3 separate regions of the Homo sapiens genome follow, and all the other regions are linked to region 1. The links are chromatin loops, found by intact Hi-C in ENCODE. Cell type or tissue: GM12878. All regions are shown on one strand. Each heading gives the region's core, and the rest is flanking DNA. Links, peaks and the distances in the headings are about the cores only.

What was found. A loop is a pair of places that touch in the nucleus more often than their neighbours do. Peaks named below come from ENCODE experiments on the same cell type or tissue, not always from the same donor. Only the 100,000 strongest peaks of a DNase experiment are listed, where the experiment ranks them.
Region 2: a loop joins it to region 1, with 2.4 times the contacts of the local background. A loop is called at or near these places in 2 of 110 quality-filtered maps.
Region 3: it touches region 1 in a loop (3-fold over the local background); 6 of 110 quality-filtered maps call a loop at or near these places.

What each region holds. Positions count from the first base shown.
Region 1 is chr5:97,543,480-97,554,192 of GRCh38, forward strand. The region is part of intron 2 of LINC01340 (long intergenic non-protein coding RNA 1340); the gene reads left to right. Among named protein-coding and RNA genes, the nearest start is that of LINC01340, 44 kb to the left of the region's middle. In GM12878, for the core only: no CTCF peak of the experiment used is centred there; DNase peaks (open chromatin) are centred at 4,722 and 5,054; H3K27ac peaks cover 342 bases.
Region 2 is chr5:97,351,591-97,362,303 of GRCh38, forward strand. No RefSeq gene overlaps it. Among named protein-coding and RNA genes, the nearest start is that of LINC01340, 150 kb to the right of the region's middle. In GM12878, for the core only: a CTCF peak has its summit at 4,092; DNase peaks (open chromatin) are centred at 3,984 and 4,351; H3K4me3 peaks cover 3,008 bases; H3K27ac peaks cover 2,278 bases.
Region 3 is chr5:98,822,510-98,833,222 of GRCh38, forward strand. No RefSeq gene overlaps it. Among named protein-coding and RNA genes, the nearest start is that of RGMB, 54 kb to the left of the region's middle. In GM12878, for the core only: a CTCF peak has its summit at 4,849 (motif pointing left); no DNase peak of the experiment used is centred there.

The sequences.
Region 1 (10,713 bases), core at 1,503-9,502:
AGGCATGAAGTTGGAAACAGAACTGTAAGAAGTAACTCTCAATTGTACGTGTGTGTGACAAAGTAAGAATAATAAAAATCTACCCTAAATATCTCCAATTAATTTGTTTCTCCCCATGCTATCCCCACAATATTCTTACAAGCCTATGACAAACTTCATAAACTAGAGATAGTTTGTAATCAAGGAGCTACATTATCAGATATCTATTTCCATGAGGGGAGGTAATTTCTGATCAATTCTGGTACTTTTGAAGTTTCTTTTTGCCTCTTTTTAGTTGTTTGGGGATATTTGTGAATGGCAAATAGTAATATGTAACTAACACTTCTTTCCTTAACTTGGTCTTTTTTTCTTACGAGTGGCTTCAGTTGAATTAGTTTGTCTTCTGAAGATGTGCAAAGGCATTTCTGACTTTGGCCTCTCTCGTACACCAGACCCTTGTAGCTCTTCCATCCCACGAGAGTGAAGACTCTGGACACAGAACTTAGAACTTGAGCCCAAGCCACCAGATACTTGAGTTAAGGGGTCTGGTGGGCCTTTAAAACAATCACGTACCCTTCTTTGCTTTCATTTTCTTTGTCTATAAAGTGGGGATGTTATGGACTATGTCCTCTCTACCATCCCAAATTCCTATGTTGAAGACCTAATCCCTAGTACCTCACAATGTTGCTGTTTTTGGGGATAGGGGCTTTAAAAATATAATTAAGATTAAGTGGGGTTGTTAAGGTGGGACCTACTCCAATATGACTGGTTTCCTTATATGAAGAGGAGATTAGGACACACATAGTCACAGAGGGAAGACCATGTGAAGACAGAGGAAAAAGACATAAATCTATACACCCAGGAGAAAAACCTCAGAAAAAAGATTAACCCTATTGACACCTTGATCTTGGACTTTCAGCCTTTACAACTGTGAGGAAATACATTTCTGTTGTTTAAGCCACCCAATCTTTGGTACTTTGTTATTGCAGCCAGAGCTGAGACAGAGGGTGATCTAATAACACTCACTTCCAAGATCGTTTCGTGGAATAAATGAAATCAGCATGTTGATTAACTGTCAAGTGTTGAGTAGGCGTTACTTACTGCTATAAACCACTAACTTTTGCTTTTCTTTGTTGTGCACATGGTTTACCTGTCCCTTTATTTTCTTCCTTTTCCCACTCTCCATTTCTGCCTTTAACATACAGCATGTCTCCTTAAGAAAACATAATTTAATTCAAAAAGTGAAAGAGCCACACCACTAAGTGTTTCTCCCTCCGTGTTTATTTGTTTATATTTTAAATCTAAACAAGAAGCCTCATGTGTCCTTTTCTTTGTTGAGAGGTCAAATCCCAAATACACACCCAGATGTAAATGTGCTCCCGCGGTCTAGTGTCTCACCTCTGAGTCGCATCTGTTTTTCCACACTCCCCACTCTCGCCATTCATACTAAACAGAAACAGGAGAAGGAGGACAGATGAATAATTCCAGGGGTAATCCCCCAGCAGCCATTTTCTCTTTTGCTGAAGGACTATTTTTCTTGTTATCTAACTATAAATGCCCACATTTTATCCAATTAACTGTGCTAATATTACCCTGAGAATAGTTAGTATTTATAGAGCAGATCCCCCTAGAAGCTCAAAGTTCTATATAAATATTGTCTCATTAGAAACTCATATATCCCCACAAATTAGGTTGGTGGATACTGTGATTCCTCTGATGTGCAGATGGAGAAACGGAGGGTGGGTGACTTTTACAAATTCAGAGATGCTGGGAGGGAAATATGGAAAAGCAGCACCTTCTCAGATTTAGCGATAAAGCCTCAGGCCAGCTCCCCAGATTTTCACAGGCTGAAAGGCATTCAGTACAAAGCCATCTGACTGTGTTTTGATGAGGACTTAGAACATTATAAACATCATTATCCTTGCTTTTCCCTGGAGACTAGGGCACAGAGTTTTAACTGATGAGGGCTGAAAAGTACCTGTAAAGTCTTGAAAGTAGGATTTAGATGTTTTGTTTTTTTCCTGGTAGCTAGCTGTTGATTACTACTGGTTTCTTCAGCTCACTTTTGATATTCTCACTTCTGAATCAATCTCATCAGTAATCCCTATAGCAGTACCCTACAACAGCAAGGTCCCATCCTATAAGAGTAAGTCTGCCCACAATCTTTCAATATGCTTTTTTTTTTTTTTTTTTTTTTAGTCTAGTCAGCAAACTCCTAATTCAAGAGTGTACTCCCATATCTATCTTTCATTCTTTTAGTGCCTTTGTCTTCCTTTGTCTTTATTTTCTCCTCTGAAAGTCCTGCTTGGGTTAGTTACATGGCTGCAAAAGCTAATAAATAGGCTTATCAAATGACAGATAATTGCTAATAAAAATCACCTAATAAAATATACATTATTAATAACATAGAATGCCAGTGTGACTGTGCCACAAAGCAGTGAAAAATAGAGACCAAGTATAAAGGGGCTGTCAAGGTTAAGATTGCTTCTGCCTCAGCACCTAATTGGTTAATGGAAGCAGCAGAGGAGAGTATGCAAAAGCATCCAAGGCTGAAGATAAGCCAGAGGGGAACTGAGACACTGCAGATGGATTTCCTGCTTATGGGTCAGGGCTGAATTGAAATTGTGACTGCAGGACTGACAGATTTTTATTATAATAGTCATCTCCTTCTAAAATCTGGTGAGCAGCTTCCCTGCCGACTCAATAATGCCTATTGCTGAACATCTGCAGTTACACAAAGGACTATTACTGTTGGCTGAAAGCTTTCTTATAGAGGATACTTCTTTAGAAAAGGAAGTAGCAGTCTTTACCTGCAGTTGGGTGGGGATACACTACAGATATTTAATTCAGCATTTTCATAGCACAGCATATTCATGTGTAACTTGCTTAATTATTTCTTGAATGGCTTTGAGATTTGTATTTCTGAGGTCTTTGTTCTGTAGAACATTCGAACACTTCTCTCTCTGTCTTTCTTATACATGAAGTCATTCTTTTGTCCTATTATCAACTCAAGATTGTAAAAGTGTCATTTCCTTTCAGAAAGTTCTTTTTTACAATCAAGATTATTAACTTCATATATTAATGCTTTTTAAAAAGGATAAAAGTTTTATTTTCTAACAAGTAATACTGCACTTTTTCAAGAGATGTGCTATAAAGAAACTTGTTAGGGAAAGATTGCAAAGAATACACACATTTAAATTGAGCAAATGCTAGCCTTTCACATAATGAGAGAGAGATCCCACCTGCAACTAGCTTTTAAAAGACATAGTGCAGAAACTACACCATTATGATTCCAAGAAAATTTTCATAGGAAAAATAAATATCCATAAATCTCAAAATTTATTTCATAGATTTCATGCTAAAAGCACAATTATAGGTATCTCTAGAGGCTAAAATATTTTAAAGGCTACAAATCCCTAGTTATTCTGTTCTCTGGTGCTTGTTTAATTTTTTCAAAGACATTATCTCCTGTCAGGTAATGAGATCTCTCCTCCTAGTTAATCTTTTTTCTCTTTCCATGGAATAAATTGGTATTTTTGCATGGTTGGCAGGAATAGGGCAGTGGCAGGTTTGAGAAAAATCCAGATAAGAAATCTGATGCCACCAGTGTTACGTGCCTCTTGGTAGATCAACCAAAATAGCCAAGCAGATGAGGCCCTTTGATTGGCCTACCTGGGTGGCATGCCCACCACAGGTTCCAGAGGAACCGGTCCATCTAGTTGGGTTCTGCTGGCAAACCTGTCAGGAGAGAGGGGTCAGAAATTTGGGGCTTGGGGGTGTGAAGGATGTTCAGTGATCATTTGTGACTCTCATGGGTGTTCTGGCCTTCTCAAATGTCAGTGTTCCTATGACCTAACAGCTCATCCTTTTAGGGCCCTTACTATATGCTAAGCGTTGTTCTAAGTACTTCATGTATGTGTTCTCTTTAAATCTAATGATAAGAATGGGTTCTCATTTTTCACTCTCACTATATATACACACACACATAAACACATCTGCATAGGTGTTATGCATATATGTTGTGTCTCTGTGTGTGTTAGCTACTGATTTTTTTTAATCAGTGAGATTTACATCCCATCTTCTTTGGCAGCCCTTTTCTGTGAAACCACACAGTGCTTGCTCTTGAAATGTCATGACATGTTAGGGACTCACCAGGCCATGTCTGTTTACAGTCATGTTACGTTTTGTGCTTGTCACATTACTGCATCTTAAACTATTTGAAGGTGGAGATAATTTCTTACACATTTTGTTGTGTCACATGGTTCACACAGCCTGGCACAGAGCACAGGCTCATCTCTTTGCTGAGGAATTAGAACCCGACTGCAGCTTTGAACAGAGTGGGATTGTGGTTGGCAGAGTTCAATGGATTTATTTATCTTCAAGATCATATTTTATATTTTGCTCTGTCAAATCAGGATATCTTCTCAAGGTGAAAATTCCAATAACAACTGAATATATAAATATGGCTAGAAACTGGAAAATGAGATGTTGTAGATAATTAGACATTTATTCAGGGAGAAAATGGCTGCACTGATTTTTCCCCTGGTAATTGGCTTTACTTTTCTTTATAATTAAAAACTAACATATTGCTTTTGTAAAAATATGACCTATTTCCTTTACTTGTAACTTTAAAAAGTGAATTCTACCAATTTGAGTGTAATCATTACTGACTCATAAATCACTTGAGAAAAACAGACTTTGAACATTTCCTGTTTTGCAAATGAGGAAACTGAAACCCAGGCATGTTAAGTGGTTGGGCCAAAGTCACACATTACATTACTAGCAGAGACACTTTGACTTAGAATATATATTTTATCCAATAAATATTCAGGGTCTAGTAGATACCTTGCTGCTGGTAGGAACCCAATAAATATTGGTTGGGAGAATAGATTATTCTGACTGGGTACTGACCAATCAGAACAGAAGTTGCCCTTAACAACTAGTGTGGCCATAGTGGTGCATATTGACAAAGTGTCGGCCCTTTGGAAAGCCAAAGGAGGCTAACCACTGTGCCTGCACCAAGTAGGCAGATGGTCAGAGCTGAGGGTTCATTTACTTCATCCCTTTGTTTTTCTAGATGTGTCCCAAGCCACACATTCAAATCAAGAAGTGGAAGTCAGCTTGTGGGTTCCTGGTGGATAGTGCTTTCCACCACATCAATTCTAAATGTGTGGATAGAAATGACATGAGGTTATAGTAGAAAGACAGTAATTTGGTTCTTGGTAACTAAATAGTTCTGTAATGAGGCAGGGGCAAGTTAACCCTTAAGGAGAATGATTAGAAGTGTTTAGCTTCATTTAGGAGACAAGAGTGAAGCTGAAACTCAAATGAGAAAGTAAGAAGTCAAGAAACTATAGATATCATGAAAGTCTATGAGTAAAATGCATCATTGAAAGTGATAGATAAGAGAATCATTAAAAGATTTCCTGGAGAAGGTTGCTTGGGGTTCAAGGTAGGAGAAACAGAAGGGAGCAGAAGATTATAGTTGTAATTGACTCACCAACCCATATCTTCAATCATATTCTTTGGTTTCAACATTCTAATACCTCTATAGAATTCCAGTTCACTGATGCCTAAAGTAGCAGTGTCCTTGGCAATGATTTAAAAGACATCCTGTGAAGAAAAGCATGCTACTAGTTTAACTTTTTTTTCTTAGTTTTGAAAAATAGAATGAGGATTGACCACTCCTACTCAATTATGAACCAGGGTAGTGCTTCTAGAGAGTCAGTTTTATCCTCATTTATCATAGCAAAAAGTCAATAAATGATATATGACAGTTAATAAATCTGGAAATAATGCATAAGATTTTCTTTTAAAATTTAAAGATTATCAACATTACAACTGAAACGGGAACAATTAGCAGAATTAAAGCGTTTCTCTTTTGCCAGAACAAATAGGGGACAGAAAAAATGTTACAAATAGTTATTAATTGCTTTTCAAAATAAACCTTTCTGTACTAAGTTGTTTTTCGTTTGTTTGTTTTGAGCCCAGGTACACACTACTTTAATAAACTTTATAATATGAAAAGGAAGATAATTTTTCCAAATTGTTTTCTTTTGGTGAGGGGGAAGCGCAGGGAGGATTCTCTGTTAGGAGCCAGAAACGTGGATGAAACAGAGGGTTTCTTCAAAGGACGAGTCCGTAACCAATCTTTTAAAAATGAATGGCAGGGATTCAATCTATCAAATTAAGATACATTTGGCTACTTTCCCAATGCCTTTTCTTTCCCTCTAGAGCTACTTAGTGAGTCATCCCTACAACAGGTATTTAGTAAACATGATGAGGGAAAAATTCCTTAATGTTCCCCAAAGCCAAATTCAAATCTTTTTCAGTTACAAATTTAGGCTATTTTGCTCCTCTTTTAATTGGTATAAATAATGGCTCAGCTAAATTTTGAGTGTTCTTAATAGTATGTTGAATAAGCACAGTGATATAATGCAAATCTAAAAATCCATTGGATCTTCCTAAGAAAAAAACTGCTACTGATATTTCTTCCTTTTTAAAAATCTACACTATTAGGCACCCTGAGTGTATCTGCCAGTTTGCCTGAGTTGTAAATCATATGAATTTGTGTACCTGTTACCTGTTGACCACCCAGGATACAATAATACTATTGATTATCCACACTTTCACATCTGGCCAATTATTACTGAAATGATCAGATCTGAAATCTGAGTTATATGCCACTAAGTCATAAACCACAGAAACAGCTGAGTGAAAGACCAAAACTACAGCTGAGTGAAAGGTTGGGTGGCTCTGCACAGGAAGATGGGATGCTGGATTTCTTTTGCTCCATCACTCCTGAGAACCTAGAGGAGAAACACCTCTATTGTGAATCCCTTAATTGCCTGTATCCCAAGAAGCCCAGCTGTGGTTTGACATTCACTCTCTGTTAGTGGAAGGCAGTGTGACTCAGACAAAGGATAAAGCTGACAGCCTCACTCTGAAGCATATGAATATTTAAAGCACTGTTAGCATTGCATGTGACTGGTAAATAGTTATTTGTCATACTTACACTGAATGAATTTTGCATTTATTTTGCTTTTGTCTTTTGAACGTCCAAATAAACAAATGAGGCTTCTTTAAACCCACAAGCATGCCATTTCCATGAAAAAACTCTCTGTACCTTGTTTTAGTCAATTGCCACGGATTAATAATTTATACTCAAAAAGGATTGCCTGTGAATTCTTAATTTCTAATGACTTATTATAGTTTCCAGGTGCATGAACTGGATTTATAATTACCAAGTCTTCTATTTCCTAATTGTAGGGCCTTTTACAGGTAACTTACCCTTATTGAATCTTTATTTCCTCAGCTCTAACATGAGGGCTTGAGTCAAATCAGAGTGCGTGTCTTATGTGACTAGCCCTTCATGACCAAGTCAGGACTGAACACCTTATAATAATTAGTTTTTCAATGTTAGACAGCAGGTGATTTTTCCCCATAATAATTCATGTTTTTTATTTTTTCAAAATGAATGATAAAAGATCTAGTGATAGTGGGAGCAATGATCATTTGAAGGCAGGAAGTAGCTGCAGTGTTTAGGTGAGGCTTATGCTCTCTACCTTGCCACAGTCTTGCAGTTTCTATCACGTCCCTAACAATGAGAATGAATGGCAATTGCCATTTATACAGCGCTTGCTCTACTATGCTTTTCTAATCCTGGACTGCTTTGATTGTTTATATTTCTTGTCTGGTCTTTGGGAGCATGTGTTTGCAACCTCTGGACCCTAAATTCTAAAAAGTCTGTGATTCACTATTTTATTTTTAAAGAAATGTCAAGAATAATTTTGCTGTACAGCAAGATATTTTGTTAAGTCTTAAGCTGTTTTTTACATTCCTAAAATATATGTTTGGTGGCCACATATGAAGCAGGCTGGCATTTTGCTGACTGAGAGCTGGAGTCCACCCAGGTCCTATAGGCTGCCCATGGTTCCTTGTTGTATGGATTTCTCCAATACAGCTGTTTAACTCATCATATCAGCAAGGAGAGTCTCTCCCTTCAGACTGTTAAGACAGAGTCTTATAAAATATAAACTACTCATGGGAGTGACATGTCGTCACCTTTGCCATATTCTATTGATTAGGAGCAGGCTGGACACGGTGGCTGATGCCTATAATTCCAGCACTTTGGGAGGCTGAGGCAGGCAGATCACTTGAGGTCAGGAGTTTGAGACCAACCTGGCCAACATGGTGAAACCCTGTCTCTAATAAAAATACAAAAATTAGCTGGGGGTGGTGGCATACGCCTGTAATCCCAGCTACTCTGGAGGCTGAAGCAGGAGAATCACTTGAGCCTGAGAGGTGGCAGTGAGCTGAGATCATGCCACTGCACTCCAGCCTGGGCCACAGAGTGGAACTGAGACTTCGTCTCCAAAAAAGAAAAAAAGAAAACAACAACAAAAAAAGCAACTCGCAGGTCACAGGTCCTATTTGCACTCAGTGGGAGGGGATTGGACACAAAGGTATGAACAAGAGATGGGAATCATTGGAGGTCACTCTAGCGTCTGTTTGCCACATACGGTAAAATATTCTTTACTTCAATAAATATTTATTTAGCAATTACCATATATAGCATTTATTCACTCAATGTAAAGGAAAGAAAACCATAGTGATAAATACTTTCAAAAATGCTAAATTGAGTAAGATGCAATTCCTACCTTCTAGGGGCTTACAGTTTAATGTAAAAGTCTGATACATGAATTTATCATTCCATTTACTCTAAAAGGCATTTAAAATATGTTCAGAATGTGCTTCTGAGAATCTTCAGGTTAAAATGTGTGTATTGGAGTATATTTGCTTAAGACAGTGGACAAGCCAGGTGTGGATGAGTGCCCCTGAGTCCCAGATCTCATTAGCACCCAAAGAGAGTTTGAGATGGGACGCTGAGGCAGGAGGATCACTTGAGTGCAGGGGTTCCAGGCTGTAGTGCACCAGGATCTCACCTGTGAATAGCCACTGCACTCCAGCCTGAGTAACATAAAGAGAGCTCATCTCTAAGAAGAAAAAAGACAGTGGATTAAAATTTGGGCAAATTATTTAAAATATGACTCCTGTGGACGATGGCTGCCACTCTCCACTTAACTTTGCTAGCATAAGTATGACATAAAATTAACAACTTAACTGCCAGGTACAGAACAGGTGATCAATATGTGCTTTTTTTTTTTTAAATCTTTGATTATCTTCTCTTTTATGGGATGGGGTGATTATTAATGGAGAAAGGATAGTACAGATACAGCATCAGATCTGTAAATGCGTTAACATCACACTGAGTTTCTTGTGGTGAATTGTCTATAGAAAAGGTATTAAATCACATATCAAAAATAAGACATGTATTATTATCTTACTGAAGCTCATCATTGCCTAATACACATTTTATCCTGTCCCTATCCCACATCTCTCAGGGAAAAAAAAAATGATTTCACATTCCAAATGCTAACACAAATTTCTACAAATCAGATTTCAATCAATGAATTTATTTGCAACAACCAAAAGATGCAAACACATGAAACACATGGGATTATTGATATAAAGTGTCTGTTTAATGTGAGTGATACCATAACTCTCAGTGGGCACTAATGAGATCTGTGATTACTACAGAGGCAGCATGTGGCCTTTAATTAGGGAGAAAAAGTGATTTTCACTGTTTCATTATGACATTTTTAGCAGGAAGAAAAATAGAGCACTGTTGACATTGTGCTTAAAATTATCCACTGACATTTGTCCTGTAAACTCTCTCTAAAACAAATTCCTATATATTCTATGTTACCCTCAATATGTGTATATGTGTAAATAGTGATATTTACACATACACATATGAGACACTATTCCCTTATTTGTTGAAAACAAAGTTGTAGCATATGCTGTTTTTTGTTTCTCAGAAAGAAAAATGTGACCATGTTTATTTCTTTAAATTCATATTTTGCGAATTAGACATTCCAATTTAAATTATCTGGTCAAATCAACTTTCAACATGCATTCTTGCTAGCCTATTTTTGACATCCAAGGTGCTGCTCATTTTTTATCTGATTCTTGAAATTAAAAAAGAAAAATGTTCAATTTGGCATATTTTTCTCTTTTTTATTGCTGATCAGCAGGATATTTAGACTTGATAACGAAATGGGCTTTATCTCCATTTTACAGGGAAAAACAAGACTTAGGATATTAAAAGTATTGCCTAGTACCTCCTGGTGACTTAGCACTTGGGATGAATAAAAAGAAGAAGCATGAATATAAATGTGTTGATTATGACAGTGAAGGAATCAGAAGTTTCCATTTCATTACATCAGATATTGTATATGTGGATACAGTAGATGGGTACATATTATAGATCCACATCTTGTATTTGCAGCTGGTAGAATGCTGTATGTAAATAAGGCCATGCATATGCAGTGCATTCCAAATCATCTCGGAGCTAACTGCCTGGTTTGTGAATTTCTTCAAGTTCAGATTTTTCCTCTAGTCATTTCATCAGGTATAGGACTCCATCAAGCAATTACTTCATTTGCAAATATCTCTTTATTTAAAATGTCCCATTCATCTTTATTGGACCTACATTGTGAAATAATGTATTGTGAAATAATGTTTGTTCCCAAACTACCTTCTGAATATTTTTGCTTTTGTTAGGCCTCAGTGTCAAATCTATTAATGTGATGAATATGAGTGCATTGTAGGTAGCAGTGTTTTAAGCTAAATTTTAAGGATACAGTAAACTTCTGTGGAGAGTTTTGCATG
Region 2 (10,713 bases), core at 797-8,796, 190 kb before region 1:
CATTTTCACAATATTGATTCTTCCTATCTATGAGCATGAAATGATTTTTCATTTGTATGTGTCCTCTCTGATTTCTTTGAGCAGTGGTTTGTAATTCATGTAGAGAGCTTTCATCTCCCTAGTTAGCTGTACTCCTAGATATTTTATTATTTTTGTGGCAATTATGAATGGGAGTTCATTCAGGATTTGACTCTTGGCTTCACTGCTGTTGATGCATAGGAATGCTAGCAATTTTTGCCCATCGATTCTGTATTCTGAGACTTTCTGAAATTGCTTATCAGCTTAAGAAGGCTTTAGGCTGAGAAAATGGGATTTTCTAGATATAGGGTTATGTCATCTGAAACAGGGATAGTTTGACTTCCTGTCTTACTATTTGATGCCCTTTATTCCTTTCTCTTGCCTGATTGTTCTGGCCAGAACTTCCAATATTATGTTGAAAAGGAGTGTTGAGAGAGGCCATTCTTGTCTTGTGTTGATTTTCAAGGTGAATGCTTCCAGCTTTTGCCCAGTCAGTATAATGGAGGCTGTGGGTTTGTCATAGATGGCTCTTATCACTTTGAGGTATGTTTCTTCCTTCAATATCACTTTATTGAGAGTTTTTAACCTGAAGTGATGTTGAATTTTATTGAAGGCCTATTCTGCATCTATTGAGATAATCATGCGTCTTTTTTCTTTAGTTCTGCTTATGTGATGAATCACATTTATTGATTTGTGTAGGTTGAATCAACCTTGCATCCTGGGGATGAAGCCTACTTGATTATGTGGATATGCTTTTGATGTGTTGCTGGATTCTGTTTGCCAGTAGTTTTTGAGGATTTTTGCATCAATGTTCCTCAAGAATATTTGCCTAAAGTTTTCTGTTTTTGTTGTATCTCTGCCAGGTTTTGGTACCAGGTTGATGCTGGCCTCATAGAGTGAGCTAGAGAGGAGTCCCTCCTTTTCAATTCTTGGGAACAGTCTCAGCAGAAATGGTACCAGCTCTTTTTTGTACATCTGGTAAAATCCAGTTGTAAATCCATCTTGTTCTGAGCTTTTTTTTTTTTTTTTTTTTTTGTTGTTGTTGTTTTTGGTAAGCGATTTACCACTGCTTCAATTTCACAACTCATTATTGGTCCATTCAAGGATTTAATTTCTTCCTGATTCAGCCTTTGGAGGGTGAATGTGTCCAGGAATTTATTCATGTTTTCTAGATTTTCTAGTTTATTTGCATAGTGGTGTTTATAATATTCTCTAATGTTTATTTGTATTTTTGTGTGGTCAATAGTAATATCTGTCTTATAATTTCTGATTTTTTGTATTTGAACATTCTTTCTTCTGTATTAGTCTAGTTAGCAGTCTATCTATTTTATTAGTTTTTATTTTTTCCAAATAAAACAGCCCCTGGACTTGCTCATTTTTTGAATTTTTTTTTTTTTTGTGTGTGTGTGTGTGTCTCTATCTCCTTCAGTTCAGCCTGATTTTGGTCATTTCTTGTCTTCTGTTAGTTTTTGAATTTGTTTTCTCTTGGCTCTCTAGTTCTTTTAGTTGTGATGTTAGGTTATTAACTTGAGATCTTTCTAACTTTTTGATGTGGGCACTTAGTGCTAAAAATTTTCCTCTTAACACTGCTTTAGCTGTGTCACAGAAATTCTTGTATGTTGCATTTTTGTTCTCACTGGTTCCAAAGAACTTCTTAATTTTTGTCGTAATTTTATTATTTATGCAAAAGCCACTCAGGAGCAGGTTATTCAATTTCCATGCAATTGTATGGTTTTGAGTGAATTTCTTAGTCTTGAGTTCTAATTTGATCATACTGTGGTCCGAGGAACTGTTATGATTTCAATTCTTTTGCATTTGCTGAGGAGGGTTTTACTTCTGATTATGTGATTGATTTTAGAGCAGTACCATGTGCTGATGAGAAGAATGTATGTTCTGTTGTTTTGGGGTAGAGAATTCGTAGATATCTATCATGTACATTTGACCCAGAACTGAATTCAGGTTCTAAATATCTTTGTTACTTTTCTGTCTTGATAATCTGTCTAATATTGTCATTGGAGTGTTAAAGTCTCCCACTATTATTGTATGGGAGTCTAAGTCTCTTTGAAGTTGTCTAACAAATTGCTTTATGAATCTGGGTGCTCATGGTTAGGTCTTCTTGTTGAATTGAACCCTTTGCCATTATGTAATGAATGCCCTTCTTTGTCTTTTTTGATCTTTGTGGCTTAACATCTGTTTTGTCAGAAACTAGGACTGCAACCCCTGCATTTTTCTGTTTTCAATTTTCTTGGTAGATTTTCCTCCATCACTTTATTTTGAGCCTATGTGTGTCACTGCATGTGAGATGAGTCTCTTGTAGACAGCATAACAATGGGTCTTGATTCTTTAACTAGCTTGCCACTCCATGTCTTTTAATTGGGGCATTTAGCCTATTTACATTTAAGGTTAGTATTGATATGTGTAGATTTGATCGTGTCATGTTAGCTTGCTATTTTGCAGACTTGTTTACGTGGTTGCTTTATAGTGTCAGTGGTCTGTGTACTTCAGCATGTTTTTGTAGTGGCTGGTAATGATCTTTCCTTTCCATATTTAGTTCTTCCTTTAGGAACTCTTGTAAGGCAGGTCTGGTGCTAACGATTTCCCTCAGCATTTGCTTGTCTGAAAAAGCTCTCATTTCTTTTTTGTTTATGAAGCTTGGTTTGGCCAGATATGAAATTCTGGATTGGAATTTCTTTTCTTTAAGAATTTTGAATATTAGCCCCCAGTCTCTTCTGGCTTGTAGGGTTTCCACTGAGAGGACTGCTGGCAGTCCAATGGGCTTCCCTTTGTACGTGTCCTGGCCTCTCACTCTAACTGCCCTTAACATTTTTTTTTTCTCATTTTGACACTGGAAATTCTGAGGATGATGTGTCTTGGAAATGATCTTCTTGTGGAGTAATGTAACTGGGGTTCTGGGCATTTCCTGAATTTGAAGGTTGGCCTGCCTAGCTAAGTTGGGGAATTTCTCATGGACGATATCCTGAAATATATTTTCCAACTTTCCATTCTCCCTATCTCTTTCAGGTACACTAATCAGTCATGGATTCAGTCTCTTTACATAATCCCATATTTCTCAGAGGTTTTGACCATTTCTTTTCATTTCATTTTTCTCTATTCTTGTCTGTCTGTCTTCTTCAGAAAGACAGTCTTCAAGCTCTAAGATTCTTTTCTCCACTTGGTCTATTCTGCTATTAATACTTGTGATTGCATTATGAAATTCTTTTATTTTTTTTTTAGCTCTGTCAGCTCAGTTACATTCTTCTCTATACTGTATTTTGTTTGTCAGCTCATATAATGTTTTATCATGATTTTTAGCTTCATTGCATTGGGTTACAAGGTGCTTCTTAAGGTCAGTGAAGTTTGTTTTTATCCATTTTCTGAGTTCGACTTCTGTCATTTCAGCCATCTCAGCCTCAGCCCAGTTTTGAATCCTTGCTAGTGAGGTGATACAGTAATTGGAGGAAAGAGGGCACTCTGGCTTTTTGAATTTTGAGTGTTCTTGCGCTGATTCTTTCTCATCTTTTTGGGCTTATCTACCTTCAATCTTTGAGGCTGCTGACCTTTGGATTTTTGTTTTCTATTTCTTTTAATGGTCTGGCTACTTTTCCATAGGGCTGCTGTGGTCTGCTGGGGGTCTGCTCCAATCTCTAGTTGCCTTGGATTTTTTCAGCACCCAGAGGTATCATCAGTGAAGCCTGCAAAACAGCAAAGAAGGCAGCCTGCTCCTTCCTCTGGGACCTCCAGCCCAGAGAGGTATGGGGGTGTTGCTGGCTGAAAGCACCTGTAGAAGTGGCTGGAGACCCCTGTTAGGAAGTCATATCTAGTCAGGAGGAACAGGATTGAGGACCTATTCAAAGAAGCAGTCTGGCCACATTTTGTTAGAGCAGCTGTGCTGTGCTGGGGTATCTCCTTTGACCCTGGTTGGTTTGGACTCTGCAAAGCCCACAGACTGAAATGGCTCAGTCACACAAACAGCAAAGGTGTCAGCCACCCCTCTTCCTGAGAACTCCATCCCTGGGAGAATTCAAATGTCTGTCAGATAGAGAACACCAGCAGGGGTGGCTGGAGGACCTGTTTGGGAGGTTCTGCCCAGTTAGGAGACACATAATTGGTAAAGCTATCTAAAGAAGCAGTCTGGCCATGCCTTTCATAGAGCAGCTCTGCTGTGCTGGGGGACCACTTCTGCCCCAGTCAGCTTGAGATTTCCAAAGCCCACAGGCTCGAATGTCTAAGTCACCCAGCCAGCAAAGATAGTGGCTTGCCCCTCCCTTTGGGAACTTCCTCTCAGGGTGTATTCAAATCTCTATCGGCCTGAGAACACTGGTGAGGGTGGCTTGAGGCCCTAGTTGGAAAGTCCCACCCAGCGAGGAGGTACAGATTGGAGACCCACGTGAAGAAGCTGTCTGGCCATGTTTTGGTAGAGTAGCTGTGCTGTGCTGGGGGATTCCTTCTGCCCTTGGCCAGTTTGGACTCTCAAAAGCCCTAAGACTGGAACAGCTGAGTCTCCCAAACAGAAAAGATGGCAGCCCATTCCTCCCCACAGGAACTCTGTCCCAGGTAGGTGCAATGCTATTTCTGGTGGCTGGCTGGAATTCCAGGCCAGTGGGTCTTATCCTGTGTAGTGCTGTGGAAGTAGGGCCCAGAGACAGTCACTGCTCAGCTCCCTGGATTCAGTCCCCTTCAAAGGGGTATGTACAGAGGTCCAACCTCCTGCCTTGCTGGAGTTGCTGTCACTTTCACTGGGAAGCCTGGAGTCAGTGTATGTAAAATAAAAACTCTACACCTTTACTTCGCCCTCCATCCCCCCAACTTTTAAACTTTGTGTTGATTTTATCAGCATCTTATTATACTTTCTGTGTCCTGAAAAGTTGCTGTAGTTATTATTTTTGATTGATTCTATTTTTAGTCTTTGTATCTAAGAGTAGTTTACACATCACAGTTGCAGTGTTACACTGTGCTGCATTTTTCTGTGTACTTACTATTACCAGCGAGTTTTTTACATTCAGGTGATTACTTATTACTAATTAACATTCTTATTTTTCTCTGATTGAATTATTCCTTTTACCATTTCTTGTGGGACAGATCTGGTGTTGATGAAATCCCTCAGCTTTTGTTTGTCTACTTCATGTTTGAAGGATATTTTCACCAGATATTTATTCTAGGGTAAAGTTTTCCCCCCGCCCCCCTTAGCACTTTAAATATGTCTTGCCACTCTCTCCTGGCTTTCCATTGAAAAGTCTGGTGCCAGACGTATTGGAGCTCCATTGTATGTTATTTCTTTTCTCTTGCTGCTTTTAGAATCCTTTCTTTGATCTTTGGGAGTTTGATTATTAAATGCCTTGAGGTCATCTTTTTGGATTAAGTCTGCTTGTGTTCATATAACCTTCTTGTATTCAAATACCGCCATCTTTCAGTAGGATTGGGAAGTTTTCTGTTTTTATTCCTTTGAATAAACTGTCTACTTCTTTTTCTCTACTTCTTCTTTAAGGTCAGATCTCAAATTTGCCCTTTTGAGGCTTTTTTTTTTTTTTTTTTGGTGAGACGGAGTCTCGCTCTTTCACCCAGGCTGGAGTCCAGTGGCATGATCTCGGCTCACTGCAAGCTCTGCCTCCCAGGTTCACGCCATTCTCCTGTTGAGGCTATTTTTATAGAGGCTATTTTCTATATCTTTAAAGCATGCTTCTTTTTTTTTAATTTTTTCTTTTGTCTCTTCTGTGAATTTTCAAATAGCTTGCCTTGAAGCTCACTAACTCTTTCTTCTGCTTGATCAATTCCACTAATAAAAGACTCTGATGCATTCTTCAGTATGACAGTTGCATTTTTCTGCTTCATACTTTCTGCTTGATCCTTTTTAATTATTTTCATCTGTGTTAAATTTATCTGATAGAATTCTGAATCCCTTCTCTGTTTTCTCTTGAATTCCTTTGAGGTTCCCTCAAGACAGCCATTTTGAATTCTCTGTCTGAAAGGTCACACATCTCTTTTTCCAGGATTGGTTCCTGGTGTCTTATTTAGTTCATTTGGTCAGGTCATGTTTTCCTGGATGGTGTTAATGTTAGCAGATTTTCTTCAGTGGCTTAACATTGAAGAGTTTGGTATTTATTGTAGTCTTCACTATCTGGGCTTGTCTATACCTGTCCTTCTTGGGAATGCTTGCTAGATATTTTCAAGGACTTGGGTTTTGTGATCTAACCTGCATTTGCTTCAGGGAGCACCCCAAGCCCAATAACGCTGTGGTTATTGTAGACTCACTGATGTACCACCTTGATAGTCTTGGGCAAGATCTGGGAGAATTTTCTCATTACCCCTTGGAGACTCTTGTTTTCTTCCTTTACTTTCTAGTAAACAAACAGAGTCTCTCTCTCTTCTGAGCCACCTACAGCTAGGGGTGGAGTGCCACAAGTACCCCTGTGGCCACCGCCACTATGACTGCACCAGATCAGACCTGAAGCCATTACAGCACTGGGTTTCATCTAAGGCCTGCTGTAACCACTCCCTGGTTACTGCCTATGTTTGCTCAAGGCCCTGGGGCTCTACAATCAGCAGGTGGCAAAGCCAGCTAAGCCTGTGTCCTTCCCTTCAGGGTGGCAAGTTCTCTCAGGCCCCGAGTGAATCCACAGTTTCTGTCTGGGATTCAGGGACTAGAGTCACAAACCTTAGAAGTCTATGGGGTGTACTCTTGTACTGTGGCTGAGCTGACACTCAAACCACAAGATACAGTCCTTTCCACTCTTTCCTCCCCTTTCCAAAGTCAGAGAAGCTTCACCTCATAGTCACGGCCACCACAGGCCATGAGGAGTTCTGCCTGACTGCTGCTGATGTTCGCTTAAGGTCCAATAATTCTTAAATAAGCATGTGATGAATGCTGCCTGACCTGGGACTCACCCTTTAGGGCAGTGGGCTCCCCTCTGGGCCAGGGCAGGTCCTGAGATACTTGACAAGAGTCAAGACCTGGAATCAGGGACCCCAAGAGCCCACTTGGTATTCTCTATCCTCCTGTGGCCATGCTGGTACATAAAAGTGCAAGGCAAATTCCGCTGTACTTTTTCTTCTGCTTTTCTCAAGCAGAAGGAGTTTCACCCTATAGCCACCACAGCCAGTAACATGCTGGATCTCACCTGAAGCCAGTGAATCTCAGAAGCTCACCCAAGGCCTTCAATGTACTTCCTGGGTATTGCTGCTTGTCGTTCAGGGCCCAAGGGCTCTTCAGTTAGCAGGTGATAAATGGTGCCAAGAATAGTTTATTCTTTTCAAGGTAATAGGTTCTATTCTGGGCCAGGTTGTGTCTAGAAATGTTGTCTGGGAGCTAGAGCCTAGGAATTAAGGCCTCATGACTGAGCAGTGCCCTATTCTGCTGTGGCTGAGCTGGTACTCAAGATGCAAGACAAGGTCTTCCCCTCTCTTTCCTGTTCTTTCTTCAAGCGTAAGGAAGGGGTCTCTTTTGGAGTCAGGAGCTGTGCAGCCTGTGGTAAGGGGAAGGGTGATGCCAGCATTTCCTTAGCTGCTCCAGCTATCTCAGTAGGTTGTGTGTTCCATTGTCTCTTAGCCTGGTTCAACACTAGAACTTGCCTAAGGGTTGCAGTCCTTATGTCCTAGATTGCCTTTCACGTTTACTTAGAGACTCAGAGCACTTTGGCCCTTAGTGGTGAGGTTTGTGGGAATTCAAGTTTTGACCTTTGGGATTGGTAATTCCCCTTTGGCTAGGGCTTGTTTAAATGCTCCCTCTGTGGTTGGGCATCAGCTGAATTTGGTCTGGTTTTGCTTTTTGCTCTACCAGGACAGCACTGAGTTCAGTGGCTCACAATTGCTGTGTTCTCCCTCCCTCAGCACCCAGAGATGCTCTTCTCAACATGCTGCCAATGCTGGGGTGATAGGGGTGGGGTGGCACTGGTGATTCAAGACTTTTTTTCTATCTCTTCAGTACCTCTTTCAGTGATGTGTAGTTAAAACCAGGTACTATGAGGGCTCACCTGGTTTTTAGTTCTTATGAAGGTGTTTTTTATTTTTTTCTGGGTAGATAGTTGTTAAGTTGATGTACTTGCAGGAGATATGATCAGTGGAGTCATCTATCCTGCCATCTTGCTCTGCCTCCCAGATAATTACATCACAAAGCATTTACTAATAATTAGGTGGGTAGCAAGATATTGGACAGATCTACCCAATGAAAAATTGTTTTTTATTAGAGAAGTGATATATGCTTACTTAAATGGTTCAAATAGTGCACAAGTGTACAAATTTGAATCTGTTGTCTACCACTATTAACTGCTTGGATGGTATCCTTCTAGGCTTCATTTATACAGACTTTGAAGATAGTTCAAGTTTGGTTTCAGACCACCATAATTAAATGAATGTTGCAATAAAGCAAGTCACAGAAATTATTTTGTTTCCTAGTGCATTTAAAAGTTATGTTTACACTATACTGTAGTATATTAACTGTGAAATAGCATTATGTCTAAGACAATGATACCTTAATTAAAGCATACTGTATTGCTAAAAAAAAACACTAACAATCATCTGAACATTCAATAAGTCATGGTCTTTTTGTTGATAGAGGGTCTTGCCTCAATGTTGATGGCTGCTGGCTGATAAGGGTGGTAGTTGTTGAAGGTTGGGGTGCCTGCGGCAATTTTTTAAGACAACAATAAAGTTTGCTGCATCACTTGACTCTTCCTTTCATGAGAGATTTCTCTGTAGCTTACAATGTTTGATAGCATTTTACCCACAGTAGAACTTCTTTCAAGATTAGAGTCAGTCCTCTCAAACCCTGCCACTGTTTTATCAACTAAGTTTACGTAGTATTCTAAATCCTATGTTTACAGAATCTTCACCAGAAGAAGTTCCCCTCTCAAGAAACTACTTTCCTTGCTCATCTGTAAGAAACAACTCTTCATAGGTTAGTGTTATTATAAGCTTGCAGCAATTCAGTCATATCTTCGGGCCCATTTTTAATTCTAGTTCTCATTCTATCTCCACCACATCTGCAATTACTCTTTCCGCTGAAACCTTAAACTCCTCAAAGTCATCCATGAACATTAGAATCAACTTCTTCCAAACTTCTATTAATGTTAATATTTGACCTCTTCTCAGGAATCACAAATATTATTATTATTTTCTAGAATGGTAAATCCTTTCCAGAAGGTTTTCAAGTTACATTGCCAAGATCCAACAAAGGACTCACTATGCATGGCACCCACAGCCTTGCAAGATGTATTTCTTAAATAATAAGATGTGAAAGTCAAAATCACTTCTTGTTCCATTGGCTACAAAATGGATGTTGTGTTAGTGGACATAAACACATTAATCTCACAACCTACAGAATGGGAGAAAATCTTGCAATCTATCCATCTGACAAAGAGCTAATATCCAGAATCCACAAAGAACTATTTCTAAACAAATTTACAAGAAAAAAACAACCCCATCAAAAAGTGGGCGAAGGATATGAACAGACACTTCTCAAAAGAAGACATTTATGCAACCAAGAAGCTTATGAAAAAATGCTCATTATCACTGGTCATTAGAGAAATGCAAATCAAAACAAAATGAGATACCATCTCATGCCAGTTAGAATGGCAATTATTAAAAAGTCAGGAAACAACAGATGCTGGAGAGGATGTGGAGAAATAGGAACGCTTTTACACTGTTGGTGGGAGTGTAAATTAGTTCAACCATTGTGGAAGACAGTGTGGCGACTCCTCAAGGATCTAGAACTAGAAATACCATTTGATCCAGCAATCCCATTACTGGGTATATACCCAAAGGATTATAAATCATTCTACTATAAAGACACATGCACACGTATGTTTATTGCGGCACTGTTCACAATAGCAAAGTCTTGGAACCAACCCAAATGCCCATCAATGATAGACTGGATAAAGAAAATGTGGTACATATATACCTTGGAATACTATGCAGCCATAAAAAAGGATGAGTTCATGTCCTTTACAGGGACATGGATGAAACTTGAAACCATCATTCTCAGCAAAGAAACACAAGAAGCGAAAACCAAACACCGCATATTCTCACTCATAGGTGGGAGTTGAACAATGAGATCACTTGGACACAAGGAGGGGAACATCACACACCGGGGCCTGGCAGGGGTGGAAGGCTGGGGGAGGGATAGCATTAGGAGAAATACCTAATGTAAATGATGAGTTGATAGGTGCAGCAAACAAACATGGCACATATATACCTATGTAACAAACCTGCACATTGTGCACATGTACCATGGAACTTAAAGTATAATAATAATAAATAAATTAAAAAAAATAACATTAATCTCCTTCTACATCTCTACCAGAACTCTTGTGTGACCATGCATGCTTTGTCGATAAACAGTAACATTTTGAAGAGATTTTTTTTTTTTTTTGGTCTCAGCAATAGGTCTCAAAAGTGGGCTTAAAATATTCAGTAAACAATTATGTAAATAGATGTGCTGTCTCTCAGGCTTTCTTGTTTCATTTATAGAGTAGGCAGAGTAGATTTAGCATAATTCTTAAGGGCCCTAGGATTTTTGAAATGGTAAATGATCATGGGATTCGATCTCAGGTCACCAGCTGCATTAGCCCTTAACAAGAAAATCAGCCTGTTCTTTGAATCTTTGGAGCCAGGCTGACTTCTCCAGCTATAAAAGTGCTAGATGGCATCTTTTTCCAATATAAGGCTGTTTCATCTATATTAAACATCTGTTGTTTAGTGTAG
Region 3 (10,713 bases), core at 1,608-9,607, 1.3 Mb after region 1:
GAAGTAACTCAGGAATAGAAAATCAAACATTGTTATGTTTTCACTTACAAGCAGGAGCTAAGCTATGAGGATGCAAAGGCATAAGAATGATGTAATGGACTCTGGGGACTCAGGGGAAAGGATGGGACAGGGGGATGAGGGATAAGACTACATATTAGGTACAGCGTATATTGCTTGGATGATGGGTGCACCAAAATCTCAAAAATCACCACTAAAAAATTTATCTATGTAACCAGACAGCACCTGCTCCCCAAAAACTATTGAAATAATTAAAAAAAGAAAAAATATATATTATTCACTAAACTCCATAACCTGAAATGTTAGTTTCTCCCTGATGTCACTTGCCTTCTTTCTAGCCTCGTTTTGCATCTTAGAAATCTTGCACTGAGTTCTGTACAAGGTCACCTGTGTCACTGAGGGCCTTGTTTTTTAAAACTTATAGGTATTTTATCTTCCCAAGTTTCAAAAATCCAGTTTTGCTCCCACCGAGGATTTTTCTGACAAGAGTGGTTTCCTTCTCATGTTTATGCCGGCTTTTCTTTCTGAATGCCTTACATGAACTGTAAAAATATAATTAGAAACATAGAAATATTAAAATATATCAATGTCTTAGTCTGTTCAGGCTACCATAACAAAAAAAAATCATATCTGCCTGCCAATGAACAAATAAAAAAAATTAAGCTACTGGTAAAATTCATTTTTCAAATGACACTGTTAGATATAATATAAATGGTATAAAAGTGTTAGAGCAATAATTTTCTTCTTTGTGTTAGCAGATAATTCACTTTACTGTTAAATTACTACCAATGGTAAATGTATGATTTAGATTTGGGCATATATGTAATACATATAAAGTGAGCATTTGATGATTTTTATTTGTTTCGTTTATCACTGAAAACCTAGACTACATGAGAACAGACTTGGTTAATTGGTTTTCTTTTTGAGCCATAATATAGGCCAGGAGTTGACAAACTATGGCCCACAGATCAAATCTGGCCCACCACCTATTAGCCCTCCAGCTAAGAATAGACTTATATTTTTAAAGCGTTTTTAAAATAAAATAAAAAGCAATATTCCCTGATATATGAAAATTTTGTGAAATTAATACTTCAGTATCCATAAATACAATGCTATTTTTTAAACACAGGCACCTTTGTTTGTTTATGTCTTGTCTATGGCTGCTTTCATGCTACAATGGCCAAGTAGTTTCAACTGAGGCCATAGGACCTACAAAGCCTAAAATATTAACTCTCTGGTTTTTTGCCAAAAACGTTTACCAGCCCCTGACATAGGATACAAATGGGTGACTCATATGCTCCAATTGAATATGAAGGAAAGAAAAGAGGTAAATTGCAAATAAAATAGGTTATACATTAATGCCAATGTATGCACTACTTTATTCACAGAAAACAGTTGTGAAGAAAATATGACGCCTGACCATGAATGATTCAGGACTAGGTGAAATTGTAAAAATTATTAAGATAATTAAGTTGTGGTAATTACTATAACTCCTTTCTTCATGTTATATGAAGAAATAATGAGTAAGTAAATAACTATGCTTTTTCATACTACAGTTACCGAGATTTTGAAAGGAAAGTTGCTCACATGACTTTTGGAAAGGAGAGATGAAATTAAAACACTTCATCATGATGCTGAAAATGCCAGGAAAGATTATATTTTTAGTTTCATGTTGTGTTACTCTAGTGAATAGCCAGAATCTAACACTTCAAGACCAAAATCTCACAAGTTTATATGTTGAAAATAAGATATAAATTTTCATCAGAAGACAAAATTGTGGCTCAAATTATTCCATTGCTGAGTGTTACTCTTTTTAAGCACCTAATATTTTTTCATTTTTCAGAGAATTAAATCAATGATATATTATTGTACAAACTTTAAGTACCCAACCCCACAAATGCGTAATCAGAACATGAAGAAATTTTCCAGAACTACATGAAACCTACAAGTTTAACCTCACGTGTCAAAGCAATCAACCTTATAGGTTCCTTTTTGTTTTTAGTTGGGGTCTCGCTCTGTCACCCAGGCTGGAATGCAGTAGCACAATCATACCTTCTGCAGCCTCGAACTCCTGGACTCAAGCAATCCTCCTGCCTCAGTGTCCCGAGTAGCTGGGACTACAGACATGCACCACCGGGCCCACCTAATTTTAAAATTTTGTTTAGAGAGATTTTTGTAAAGAGTATTTCTGTCTTGCCATGTTGCCCAGGCTGTTCTCGAATTCTTGGGCTAAGGCAATCCTCTTGTCTTGGCCTCCCAAAGTGCTGGGATTATAGGCATGAGCCACTGTGCCCAATCCAACTGTATAGGTTGCTTTGGTGGCTGTTGTTATTTTAATGTGATAACTCATCCACACCGTGTCCAAGAAAGTAACTAAAGCCATTTTCAGTGAGCAATCGCTCTTTAACTTCAGGTTCATTTTCAATACAAACATGGAAAACTGATTGTTATCAAATACTTGCTCCCATTCTCAGTAATGCACAAATGTAATGTTCTAGTTCAATTGAAATAATCATCAAGATAAAAACTGCCTGGATATGGAACCTCACTACTACCTTCATGAAAACTGCACATTGACTAGAAAAAAAGAAAAATTATTTCCAACCTAGAATTTTAAAGTCTTCCCAATTATCAATTAAGTGGGAGACTAGAAAAAAAAGACATTTTTAGAAATAGATTCTCAAAAACTTAATTCCTATTTATCCTTTCTTAGAATGCTACTGGAGAATACACTCCATAAAATAAGAGAAAAACCAAAGAGGAAAATAGGAGATCCAGGAACCAGGGAATCCAACACAGGAGGGAGACTAAGAGAACCCCCATTTACAGAATGAAGAAAAATCCCAAGGCTATGGTTACACGCCAGGGTAGAAGCCCACCAGTCCTGAAGGGGAAAGGTTAGAAAGTTTTGGAAGAAACTTCTTAAAGAGATGAAATTGATAGAGTATCTAATGTGTTTGAACATCATAATTGAAGATTTACACAATTAAGGGAGAGTTTGGGACTAAATTAAGTACATTAAAAAAAACAAGTATATTGACAAACAAGACACTTAAAAATTCCAAGGAAGATAAATATTGTGCTAGCAAAAAAAAAGTAACCACAAAATACTGCCTGGTTCATCAACAAACTGTTTACATGGTCATGATAATGTAAACACTGAACATTGCTCTCTTTTTTTTTTTTGAGACAGTCTCACTCTGTCTCCAAAGCTAGACTGTAGTTGCATGATCTCAGCTTACTGAAACCTCCGCCTCCTAGGGTCAAGTTATCCTTCCACCTCAGTCTTCCTAGCAGCTGGGACTACAGGTGCGTGCAATCACATCCAGTTACATTTTGTATTTTTTGTAGAGATGGGGTCTCATCATGTTGCCCAGGCTGGTTTCCAACTCCTGGGTTCAAGTGATCCTCCTGCCTCAGCATCCTAAAGTCCTGGGATTAGGCATGAGCCACCATGCCTGCCAGAACATTGTCCTTATTAAAGTTATATCTATACAGGAAAGATGTGGCAGGGGGATGCCGTGGGAGGGGAAGCTGGAGATAAAATTCAACTAAATCCTTTCGTAATAGAAAGTTAATAGTTAATGCCTAAAACAGTAATAGTGAGAAGTAGAAATACATACCTTTTATATAGATTTAAGTCAGTTACAACCACAAGAATCAATCAAGAGAGTTAAGAAGGGAAGTAGACAATGCTGGGGGTGAGCTGGGGGAGGCAAGGGACTGCTCTTTTTTACAAAAGTTTTGTGGAGGTATTTCTGTCCTTATATTATGTGTATGATTAATTCAATAAAAACAGAAAAGTATGTTTTAAATAGTTAATAGTTTTAAATAGTTACTTTTAATAGTAAAAGTATGTTTTAAAAGTACATTTTAAATAGTTTATATATAAATATTCATATATATATAAATATTCATATATATATAGAGAGAGAGAGAGAGAGAGAACTTATCTATCAATTAAAAAAACAACTTATTTAATTGAATACAAGGATGAGTCTAGGCAGGGCTGGGAGAGGGGCACCACCCACAGGAAGCACAAGTCCCTCCCCAACACCTCACCATATAATTTTTTAATGGATAGTGATGAGTATCAAACTGCTATGTTATTTAGATTCCTTCAGATATATGAAAAATGTACTATTTTATTTTAAAATGCCATATTAGTCAGGGTTCTCTAGAGGGACAGAACTAATAGGATAGATGTATATATAAAAGGAAGTTTATTAAGGAGTATTGACTCATATGATCACAAGGTACCACAATAGGCCATCTGCAAGCTGAAGAGCAAGGAAATCAGTCCAACTCCCGAAGCTGAAGAACTTGGAGTCCAATGTTCGAGAGAAGGAAGCATCCAGCACCACAGGAGAAAGATATAGGCTGGGAGGCTAAGCCAGTCTAGTCTTTCCATATACTTCTGCCTGCTTTATTCTGGCTGCTCCGACAGCTGATTAGATTGTGCCCACCCAGATTGAGGGTAGGTCTGCCTCTCCTAGTCCACTGACTCAAATATTAATCTCCTCTGGCACCACCCTTACAGACACAGCCAGGAACAACACTTTGCATCCTTCAAGCCAATCAAGTTAACACTCAATATTAACCATCACAAATTCCAATATTTAAAATGCACTAGAAATTATATCCTTTATTATAACATACAAAAATTATGTCTTATCTGGAAAAATTTTAGATATCAACTTAAACTGTTAAATTGGATTCATAATTTTTGAAATTATTTTAGGAAGTCTGAGACCAAGCATTTCATACCAAACACCTGTTAAAAGTAAACCCATCTGCGGCTCAGTTTAATAGGTGGACTCATACTCCCCTCTGGTGGTTAAGATGGTCAAAAACACATGAGATACAAATTTGGACCTGTGGCATTTTGGAAACACAGGAATTTCATTTCCTTTTGTTGCATTAAACAAATAGCAAGTTTTGCAAAATCTGGATATAGTAAAAGGATTTTGAAAACTAGGATTTGAGAACAAAATGGACCATAGAAAAACAACTTATCTGCTTTTAATAATTGTGATTTGGTGTGAACCAAGCAAGATTTTTGCTTTCCAGAGAGATCCAAACAATACAATGTCTGCATCATATTCAGAGACACGATGAAGACATTCAATTAACTGAATGCACCTACAGGTTCATTGTGTTCTCTGTGTAACTGTAGAGGTTTGCCTTTGTATAAGTGTCCCCATAACATCTTTTCTCCTTACCCATCACTGTCCCCAGGGTCTCCATGGTCTGACACTGTCAGTAACAAGAATGCACGTTACGGAGAAAGCATGGCTCAGTGGTATGAGTAGGGGATGATGAAATTTGAGAAAGACTATATATCTGAATTTTATCCCCGCCTATCACTAGCTGTGATCTTGGAAGAATTAACTTCTTTAGGCCAATTTCCACAACAATAAAATGGTTAAAATTCTAGCATGTGTGTTGCCTCTGCCACTGTGGTGTGCCCTCATGGACGCAGGCATCCCAGCACCCACTAGCACCCTGCTACAGCTGATGGAGCATACACCCCACAGCGCTGCTTCTGGCACATGCAAATGAGAATGAATCATGCTGCCACTGCACTATGAAATGCTTAGGCTGAGACCACCCATCAGAGTGCAGTGACCAGCAGTCTGGGAGCACCGTGGGCCCCCTCCCCCAGCACAGTGGATTTCTAACCTTGAGGAGCCAGAGAACAACATTGAGCCTCAATACAAGTCCCCCTCAGTTAAAGCATGCAGTCTAGGAGTTGAGAGCTGAGCATTACTCTCCTAAAATCTTCCAGAAATGAAGCCAATCAGCTGAATCCACCTTATATCACAATCAAACCCTCAAGATCATCGAATAGGATAAAAGGAAAAAAAAATCCAAAGGTTAGCAACTTAAAAGATTGAAGGAATATTCAACCACAAAGATGAGAAAGAACCATCGCAGGAATTCTGACAACTCAAAAGGCCAGAGTGCCTTCTTTCCTGTAAATGATCATACCACCTCTCCAGGAGGAGTTCTGAACCAGGCTGAGATGGCTAAAATGACAGAAATAGAATTCAGAATATGGATAAAAACAAAGATCATTGAGCTGCAGGAGTACATTGAAACCCAATCCAAGAAAGCTAAGAATCACAGTAAAACAATACAGGAGCTGACAAACAAAATAGCCAGTATATAAAAGAATATTACTAACCTGATAGAGTTAAAAAACACACTACAAGAATTTTATAATGCAATCACAAGTATTAATAGTAGAATAGACCAAGGAAGAATCTCAGAGCTTGAAGACTATCTTTCTGAAATAAGACAGGCAGACAAGAATAGAGAAAAAAGAATGAAAAGAAAATAACAAAACCTTTGAGAAATATGGGACTGTGTTAAGAGAACAAATCTATGAATGACAGGTATACCTGAAAGAGATGGGGAGAATGGAACCAATTTGAAAAACATACATCAGGACACTATCCATGAAAACTTTCCCAGCCCAGCCAGAAAGGCCAACATTCAAATTCAGGAAATGCAGAAAACTCCAGTAAGATAATTCACAAGAAGGTCGTCCCCAAGATACATAACCATCAGATTTTCCAAGGTTGAAATGAAAGAAAAAATGTTAAAGGCAGCTAGGAAGAAAGGTTAGGTCACCTACAAAGGGAACCCCATCATACTAACAGAGGACCTCTCAGTAGAAACTCTATAAGCCAGAAGAGATTGGAAGCCAATATTCAGCATTCTTAAAGAAAAGAAATTTCAACCCAAAATTTCATATTCAGCCAAAGTAAGTTTCATAAGCAGAGGAGAAATAAGATTGCTTTCAGACAAGCAAATGCTGAGGGAATTTGTTACCACCAGACCTGCCTTACAAGAGCTCCTGAAGGAAACACTAAATATGGAAAGAAAAGATCATTATCAGCTACTACAAAAACACACATAGTGTGTTATAGGCCACTGACACTATAAAACAACCACATAAACAAGTCTACAAAATAACCAGCTAACATCATGATGATGGGATCAAATCCACACATATCAATACTAAACCTGAATGTAAATGAGCTAAATGCCCCAATGAAAAGGCACAGAGTGCAATCTGGATTAAAAAAAAAAACAAAAACCATTGGTATGCTGTCTTCAAGGACTCATCTCGCATGCAATGACACCTATAGGCTCAAAATAAAGCAATGGAGAAAAATCTACCAAAAAAATGAAAAACAGAAGCAAGTAGGAGTTGCAATCCTAATTGCTGACAAAACAGACTTTAAACCAACAAAGATCAAAAAAGACAAAGAAGGGCATTACATAATGGTAAGTGATGAATTCAACAAGAAGACCTGTCTATCCTAAATATATATACACCCAACATAGGAACACCCAGATTCATAAAGCAAGTTTTTAGAGATCTCCAAAGAGATTTAGACTCTCAAACGATAACAGTGGGAGACTTTAACATCCTACTGACAATGTTAGTCAGATCATTGAGGCAGAAAATTAGCAAAGATATTCAGGACCTGAACTCAGCACTGGATCAAATGGACCTGATAGATACCTACAGAGCTCTCCACCCAAAAGCAACAAAATATACATTCGTCTCACCACCACATGGAACATACTCTAAAACTGATTATATAATCAAATACAAAACTTTGCTCAGCAAATGCAAAAGAATTGATATTACAACAACCACTCTCTCAGACCACAGCACAATCAAATTAGACGTCAAGACTAAGAAATTCACTCAAAACCATATAACTACATGGAAATTAAATAACCTGCTCCTAAATGACTTTTGGGTAAATAATGAAACTAAGGCAGAACTCAAGAAGTGATTTGAAATGAATGAAAACAAAGACACAATGTACCAGAATCCCTGGGACACAGCTAAGGCAGTGTTAAGATGGAAATGTATAGCACTAAGTGCCCACATCAAAAATTAGGAAGATCTCAATTTAACAACCTAACATCCCAACTAAAAGAAATAGAGAACCAAGAGCAAACAAATCCCAATGCTAACAGAATATAAGAAATAACAAAATCAGAGCTGAACTAAAGGAAATAGAGACACCAAAAACCATTCAACAGACCAACAAATCCAGGAGCTGGTCTTCTGAAAAAAATAATAAAATATACCACTAGCTAGACTAATAAAGAAGAAATGAGAGAAAATTCAAATAAACACAATCAGAATGATAAAGGGATATTACCACTGGACCCCACAGAAATACAAATAACCATCAGAGAATATTATGAACACCTCTATGCACATAAACTAGAAAATCTGGAAGAAATTGATAAATTCCTGGACATATACACCCTCCCAAGACTGAATCAGGAAGAACTTGAATCCCTGAACAGAAAACCAAATACTGCATGTTCTAATTTGTAAGTGGAGGCTAAATGATGAGGACACATGGACATATAGAGGAGAACAACAGAAACTGGGGCCTAGCAGAGGGTGGAGGGTGGGAGGAGGGAGAGGATCAGGAAAAATAACTAATGGGTACTAAGCTTAATACCTGGGTGATGAAATAATCTGTACAACAAACCCCCATGACACAAGTTTACCTATGTAAGAAACCTGCACATGTACCCCTGAACTTAAAATAAATGTTTTTTAAAAATAAAATAAACTAATAAGTAATTTAAAAATTCTAGCCTTGGCCAGGCATGGTGGCTCATGCCTCTAATCCCAGCACTTTGAGAGGCCGAGGTGGGTGAATCACGAGGTCAGGAGATTGAGACCATCCTGGCTAACACAGTGAAACCCCATCTCTACTAATAATACAAAAAATTAGCTGTAGTCCCAGCTACTTGGGAGGCTGAGGCAGGAGTATGGCGTGAACCCAGGAGGCAGAGCTTCCAGTGAGCCGAGATTGCGCCCCTGCACTCCAGCCTGGGTGACAGAACGAGACTCCATCTCAAAAAAAAAAAAAAAAAAAAAAAATTCTAGCCTTACAGTTGCCTTGTAAAATTAAAAAAGCACATAAGTAAGATGCTCAATAATAGCAACCAATTGTCGTTATTGCTACTTTATATGTTTGAAAGATAAGTAGCTCTGTCCATTTAGAGGATACAGAATATAATCTTAAGGAGTCTCTTTTAGTAGCTTAGTCATTTCTACTTATTTGGTCACGATAGTGCCATCTTCCTAAGGGTTTTCTTTCCCATTTTCTGACATAAATATTTCCATTGAACTTCCTCCCTTCTCCTTTTCTCAGGTAATGAGCTGGGTTGGTATTGGGAAAAAATATCCAGCCCCTAAAACAACCAGACTTTGAGCAATCATACCCATATGATTGCTCCTCCCTGACTGCTCTGACACTTGACCCCTGTAACTTTTATCAAAGGCTTCATCCTTGCAATTATCTGCTCTTCTGTGTGTTCCTTAAATAACTAAAATCAGAACTATCTACTGTCATTTTTCCCTCTCTACTGGATCATTTTCATCCCCCGAAAATATCCTCAAGTATCTGCTTCTCTTGAAAACAATCCCCACCCCCACCTCATTCCTCGAAATCCTTCTTAACTTCACATGATCTTGAAGCTAATGACCTATTTCTCTGTTTCTCCTCACCATTAAACTTCTTGGGGCGGGGTCCAGTGGCTCACACCTGTAATCTCAATACTTTGGAAGGCTGAGGTGGGAAGACCGCTTGAGGCCAGGGGTTCCAGATCAGCCTGGGCAACATAGTAAGACTCCTGTCTCTATTGAAAATAAATGTGTTTTTAAATTTATTGAAAATGTTGTCTAAATTAAATTTCTTGGAAGAGTTGCCTATAGTATCACTTTCTATTTCCTCACCTCACATGCTTCCCTCAGTAGTATTCATTTGGAATAATTTTCTTCCACTCAGCTGAGACTTCTCTTGTCAAGATCAGAAATTAATTCTGTGATACTACATTCATTGAAACCTTCCCTGCTCTTATTTTAACTAACTCCTTAGCAGCTTTTGACAGTTGACCACTTAAATTTTTTTTAAATGTGGTATGTGAAAATGATATACTGGTGATACCTTGATGACTTGGTAGTAAATAATACAAATTCACTCAAAATAAATTAAATAGAAAAGGATTCACTGGAAAAATGAAAAATGATTAGGGGCCGGACATGGTAGTTCAGGCCTGTAATCCTGAGACTGAGATGCAAGGATCACTTTAGGCCAAAAGGTCAAGACCAGCCTGGGCAAGACAGTGAGACCTCCATCTCCACACACACAAAAAGTTTTTAATTAAAAGATTAGCAGCCGGGCATGGTGGCTCACGCCTGTAATCCCAGCACTTTGGGAGGCCGAGGCGGGCGGATCAAGAGGTCAGGAGATCCAGACCATCCTGGCTAACACGGTGAAACCCCGTCTCTGCTAAAACTACAAAAGAAAATTAGCTGGGCATAGTGGCGGGCGCCTGTACTACCAGCTACTCAGGAGGCTGAGGCAGGAGAATGGCGTGAACCCAGGAGGCGGAGCTTGTAGTGAGCAGAGATTGCGCCACTGCACTCCAGCCTGGGTGACAGAGCAAGACTCCGTCTCAAAAAGAAAAGACTAGCATATTTTAAATTAATACTATTTATTATAATATAGTGCATTATAAATACAAATAAATACAAATTAATATTGGTAACATAGTTAAAATTTAAACCACTTCCTTAAATAATTTGACTATTCATATTGACATTTTATAGCTTCAGTGGCTAGAACTAAAATAGAAAAG